Regions from separate parts of the Homo sapiens genome. Here region 1 is linked to region 2. A link is an interaction called in ENCODE POLR2A ChIA-PET data of the cell type or tissue named here. Cell type or tissue: A673. All regions are shown on one strand. Links, peaks and the distances in the headings refer to the core of each region. The heading gives the core; the rest is flanking DNA. Region 1 overlaps DLG2 (discs large MAGUK scaffold protein 2). Region 2 overlaps DLG2 (discs large MAGUK scaffold protein 2).

Region 1 (2,921 bases), core at 169-2,668, 240 kb after region 2:
TACTCATTCTTTAATTCGCTAAAATGGTGCCTTTGAGCTGTCTCCAGCTGCCCCACCCAGCTTCCCCTGGCTCCCTCCGTGGTGCCCTCACAAACTGTTTACAAATTTCCAACATAGCAATTATTGCACACTGTGAGCTCTTCCCTTTGTGTTCCCTATGCTTACTATAGCCATGTTGCTGCCTAAGGGACACACGTAGGGAAATAAGACTCAGCAACACATCCCATTCAACAACAGCCAGCATAAGAAATGGTAAGCTTTTAAGCCAGGTGCAGTGGCTCCTGCCTGTAGTCGCAGCTACTTGGGAGGCTGAGGTGAGAGAATTGCTTGAGCCCAGGGGTTTGAGCCTAGCCTGGGCAACATAATGAGACCCTGGCTCTTTAAAAAAAAAAAAAAAAAAGTTTGCTTCTTTTACATTCCCTCTTCCCAGAGAGGGAAGCTTTTTCTAATTTACACAGGCACTTTTTGCTATTGGAGGGCTGAGTGTAATATTTGACAAAAACAATCAATGCTTATCTAATAATAATAAAAATACTTATCATTTATTAACCATTTACCATGCTAACCCCTTTCATGCGTGGTTCCATTTAGCACTATAATAGCCTATGATGGAGGTAACAGCACCCCATTTCTCTGAAATCTTCACATAGTGGATATTGCTGTCAAATAAATTATCTTCTACTAGGGTGAGCTCCACTGACATGAGACTTGAGAATGAGTAGACCGTAAAAATGTCATTTATTAGACACAATTTTCCAGGCACCGTACTAAGCACTGCAAGTGCATTTACTCATAAGTGGAATGCAATTGTTATGTGAATGGCATGTCCAATCAAGGTGCAAAAATTCCTCCCCAGGCAGAAGAAGCATTGAAGGAAAACAATAGCATGTTCTCTCTGGCTTTAAAGTGACAATTGGTTTACAGTAACAGACTCACCCGGTGATCACTAGTGTCTAGTACAGAAATAAGAATGAACCTGCTGGGCTATGAATTCAGCATAGATAGAAAAGAATGTGTGTGTGTGTGTGTGTGTGTGTGTCTGTGTGTGTGTGTTTGAGCAAGTGAGAGGAAGACAGAGAGGGTTTTTTTTTTTTTCTCAAAACGTAGTATTGGAGGGCAGTTTGCGGTGTTTTATTTCCTTGAAGTGTGTTTATGTATCTTCATGGCTTTTATCTCTAAAATCTTGGAGGAATTTAAATCCTAGCCAAGTGAGGATATATACTTTTATCAGCTAGTATTCCAAGTTTAGCAAGCAATGTTTGCTTTTTCCCTTCCAAAAAAAAAAAAAAAAAAAAACGGATGGTTCAGAAACTTTTGAGCCACTCACATGCTCTCACATTGTAAATGTGATTCACTCCTCTGACTGGCCCTGCTTGTCATAGAAAACACAGTCTACTTGCATTTAGCATCTGAAAGATACCTCAAGGAAATATTTAGATGGGAGACACCGTGAGAGCTATACCGAAGAGCCTGAGACAGAAAACAAGGGGCCTGTGTTCTCATCCCACCCTTCCACTCTCCTACTGCATGACCAAACTCCCTAGCGAGAGTCCTAATCCCCGTGATGCATCCTGCTAAAACGGGACTACAGGCTAGGAGTCTCAGCTGTAATGGATTTGCCTCTATTTGCAAGTTCCCCCTCTTTTCATTGAAGTAGGAAGAAGTGAGAATTATTCAATCAGTCACAACATTATAATGAATGCTGTTTATTATTGCACTTGATTTGTTGGTTTGCCCTCAATCACTCCTAGGACATGAATGCTGCAAGTGACCTCTTACTCTCTGAGTCTGGAGTGACATCAGATGGTGGGGGGTAAAGAGCGCACTGTCAGCTCCTGAAACTGAGTCAACATCCAAGGGGGTAAAGCTGAATACCCTCTCCTATCTGAAGGAGGGAGGGAGGGAGGGAGGGAATGAGGGGAGGTAGAAAGAAAGAACATCTTCCTAGTATAGAGTCTGAATGCTGTAAAGAACCATCAGGGTCATCTCACTTAACTCCCTGATGGTCAGAAAAGGAAGCTGATGTTCAGGGAGCAAAAGTGACTTTCCTAAGCTCACATAGATAAGGAGGACCCAGGCCAGGGCCAGGAATCTTGCCTCTGATTTGCACCACATTTATAGCTTAAATATTTGCCTATTGGCCTTCACTAGACATTAAGCCCCACAAGCAAAGTATCTTGTGTGTGTTAGTTCACAGCTATATTCCGTCCCCTAGTGTGAGCCTCCATACTACGCGCTCAAGAAATAACTGATGAATGAAGAGATGAACCAAAACTTACGCCCAGGTCTCACATCTCTCAGCCCTTTCAGCTTGCACTTTCTCCCAAGACATCTCTGATATGCCTTGTGAGTTTTTAACAGTATATTAAGGGGGAGTTGTATCAAAAGTAGAAACTGTTCCAAATAAATCTATTCAACCTGGATGTTCTTTGTCTATAACCCATTACTTACAACATACACTAACTCACAAGGTATATTTCTTGATTCAGTCTTGAAATGCGAGCAAGGTTAATTTGACTTAGACAAAAGAAATGGCTTGAGAGATGGAGTACCATAAGAGATGGGGTACCATAAGTCTGAGAGATGGAGTACCATGAGTAGTCAAAAAGGAAAAAAGCACTGTGAATTTTGTCTTCTGAAGTAGGCACGTAGCTACTGCATTTCTGAAAGTAACTTGTGATAGAGGAAGGAAAATATGCTCTGTAGGTGGAGAGATTTGGGTTCCAGTTAGGACTTTCCTGTTTTCTAGATTTGTGACCTTGAACAAGTTACCACTGAGCCTCATTACAAGTGGTGATGATAATGTGAAGTAGGCATTATTATTAAATTCATGATGCAGATGAAGAAAATGAATCCTAAAAAAGTTAAATAACTAGTCCAAGGTCAGATGGCCAGTGATTTGAATCAAACTTATTAGCAAG
Region 2 (2,921 bases), core at 179-2,678:
CCTCTTACCTTAAACTTTCAGCAACACTCTCCTCATTCTCATTGTCAGCTGCTGAGCTTCCTTTCTACTTTTCTGAAACAACTTTATTTAATCAAGAGAGAATCATCTGCCCATCTATCTGCATCTGTAATTTCTTTCCTGGAACTGTGGATGAATTTCCCATATTTCTGGCCAATGCCTTCTTCGTTCTCATATTCCAGGTGACATTAATTCAGCAATTCCTCTTTGTATTTGGCATTATCAACATTTTCTCTCTATTGAATCAATCCCTTAGGAGAAAACTCACACTGCTATTTCTCCCATCTTAAAACAATTAAACAATCTTGCTTTATAACAAAGCTCATTGGAAAAGTGTGCTTTATATCTCCAATTGCTCTTCTTCCATTCTCCTTTGAACCCACTCTATCTGGCGTTCATCCCCACCACTCACCAAAATTTTTATTCTCAGTGTTGCAAATGATCTCCATTGTCACTTCTCAATTTTCAATTTTCACCATATTTCTCCATCAGCAGCATTTGTCATAGTTGAACACTCCTTTCTCCTAGAAGTACTTGATTCGCTTGGCTTATATGATTCATACTTGGATGATTTTCCTCCTGGTTTCTCCTGGTCAATTCTGTGTGTTTTGGAATGGGGAGGGAAGGAAGTTCACCTTCATTGTTAAAACCTGTAATTTGGAGTGTCCCTTGGCTTATTCCTCTTTTTTTTTTTTTTCTTTTGAGACAGAGTCTCGCTCTGTCAACCAGGCTGGAGTGCAGTGGCACCATCTCAGCTCACTGCAAGCTCCGCCTCCTGGGTTCATGCCATTCTCCTACCTCAGCCTCATGAGTAGCTGGGACTACAGGAGCCCACCACCATGCCCAGCTGATTTTTTCTATTTTTAGTAGAGACGGGGTTTCACCGTGTTAGCCAGGATGGTCTCGATCTCCTGACCTCGTGATCCACCTGCCTCGGCCTCCCGAAGTGCTGGGATTACAGGCGTGAGCCACCGCAGCCAGGCAAGTCCTCTCTTTTTTATCTCTACCTACTCCCTTGCTGATCTCATGCAGTGTCATAATTTTAAATCCCAGCTCAATGCTAATAATTCCCATTGCTATCTGAAATCTGGACACTGGAACAACTCTCCAAAGAACTCCATATTGGTGTTCTAGTTCCCATTTGACTTCTCTACTTAAATGTCTAGTAAGTATCTTAAACATAGCATGTCCAAAATTGACCTTTTGATCTTCTACTTTCTACAACCAGAAACTTCTACAATCTTTCCTACCTCAGTGGCAATTCCATTTTTCCAGTTGCTGAGGCCAAAAAACTTGATGTCATCCTTAACTTCTCCCTTTCTCTCATCTTCACATTTGATCCATAAGCAAATTTGATCAGCTACACCTTAGATTTATATCCAGGGCTTGACTATTTCTTAGCATCCTCATTTTTCTATCCTAGTCCATATAACTATCATTCATTACCTGGGTTAATGCAACTGACTCCTAATGGTCACCTTGGTTATGTTCTTTCTCCCTTCAATCTGTTGTCAACACAAATGTAAGTTAGATTATCTTATTCTTCTACTCTAAACTTCTCCTATCCCACCCAGAGCAAAAGCCAAAGTCCTTAATATTGACCTCTAAGCTCCTATATATTTCTCTCCCATTTCCCATTTACTCTCTGACTTCGTTTCTAGCTACTCTTCCTCTACTGTTTCTGCTGTATTCCTACTGGCTTCCTAGTGTTCCTCTAACACACTGGGCACACTTCCAGCTCAGGTCCTTGCTGTTCTCTAGCCAAGAATGTTATTTCTGAAAGTATCTGCATAACCACCTTTCTTCAAACTTTATTAAAAAGTTAGCTTCCACATGAGAACTTTTCTGCCTCCACAGTATACATATACTTTATATCCCACTTCTCTGCTTTGTATTCTGACTTTTTACATTGAACACTATCAATATATATTTTACTTATCTAACATATTTTTCTGTCTCTCTCATTAGAAGAGAAGTTCAGTGAGGACAGAGAGTTTATCTTGTTTTGCTCACTGTTGAACCTCTAGTGCCTAGTAAAATATCTGATACACGGGGAGTGGTCAATAAATGTTTGTTAAATGCATAAAGAAATAAACTAACTCTGTCTACTCCATATCTGGACTGTAAGTTAGGAGGTCTATAACTCTGGGACAATAAGTCCTAAAGGTACCTTTTAAATTATTATTGAAAAAATAATCATATTTAGTGTGTTCTTTATTTTTTATTCTATATGTTTTGATCAGTGTTGGAAATTTAACTTTTTTGGGGCTCTCAGTTTTCTCTTGAGAAGACTGAAGTACATCAGCAGTTTTCATAGGCAAGCATATTTATTTCATATATCTATAATGTCATGGAACCATTTGTTCAAATGGCACATTATTTGAAATGTCTATATGTAGAACAGATGAAAGTAGAGATGAATGTAGGGTACAGCAAGGAGTAGAGCCTCTCTCTATTGCTTCTATGGCACCTCAGAGTAGAGTCTAAAGGTAACTGAACTGCATAATTATCTAATCGAAAAGTCCTATTATTCTACATTTGGTAATTCTTATCTCAATATTTGATTAACCAGAAGACTCTGCTCTTTAACTATATTGGATTTCAGTGCAATTCAGGTATTCAGAATGTTAAGAAAACATTCCTCATACTTGTCGATAGTATTATACGTGGTCATTAGCCTCAGTCACAGAATAACAACTAAACTGCCAGAGGGACTTCCCATGAACACCACTAGAAAAACCCATATTCTTTATCCTACACGACTTTTAGCCTTAAATCCTAGGGCCAGTGAGCTGCTTCAGATGGGAATCTTGGGGGTTCCTCTTGATGCTTTAACTTAAGAACTAGAGTAAAGACAAGCTTGAGCGTTTTTTCTTGTGACCCCTTTTAGTCTTTGTCCATGA

Evidence for each region. ChIA-PET counts read pairs that join two places held together with the same protein. Peaks named below come from ENCODE experiments on the same cell type or tissue, not always from the same donor. Only the 100,000 strongest peaks of a DNase experiment are listed, where the experiment ranks them.
Region 1: POLR2A ChIA-PET joins it to region 2 with 10 read pairs; 1 of 35 experiments calls an interaction of 5 or more read pairs at or near these places.

What each region holds. Positions count from the first base shown.
Region 1 is chr11:83,509,206-83,512,126 of GRCh38, reverse strand. All of the region lies in intron 21 of DLG2 (discs large MAGUK scaffold protein 2), which reads left to right. Among named protein-coding and RNA genes, the nearest start is that of DLG2-AS2, 130 kb to the left of the region's middle. In A673, for the core only: no CTCF peak of the experiment used is centred there; no DNase peak of the experiment used is centred there; H3K27ac peaks cover 1,742 bases.
Region 2 is chr11:83,750,067-83,752,987 of GRCh38, reverse strand. All of the region lies in intron 18 of DLG2 (discs large MAGUK scaffold protein 2), which reads left to right. Among named protein-coding and RNA genes, the nearest start is that of DLG2-AS2, 110 kb to the right of the region's middle. In A673, for the core only: no CTCF peak of the experiment used is centred there; DNase peaks (open chromatin) are centred at 772, 1,087 and 1,737; H3K4me3 peaks cover 2,500 bases; H3K27ac peaks cover 2,500 bases.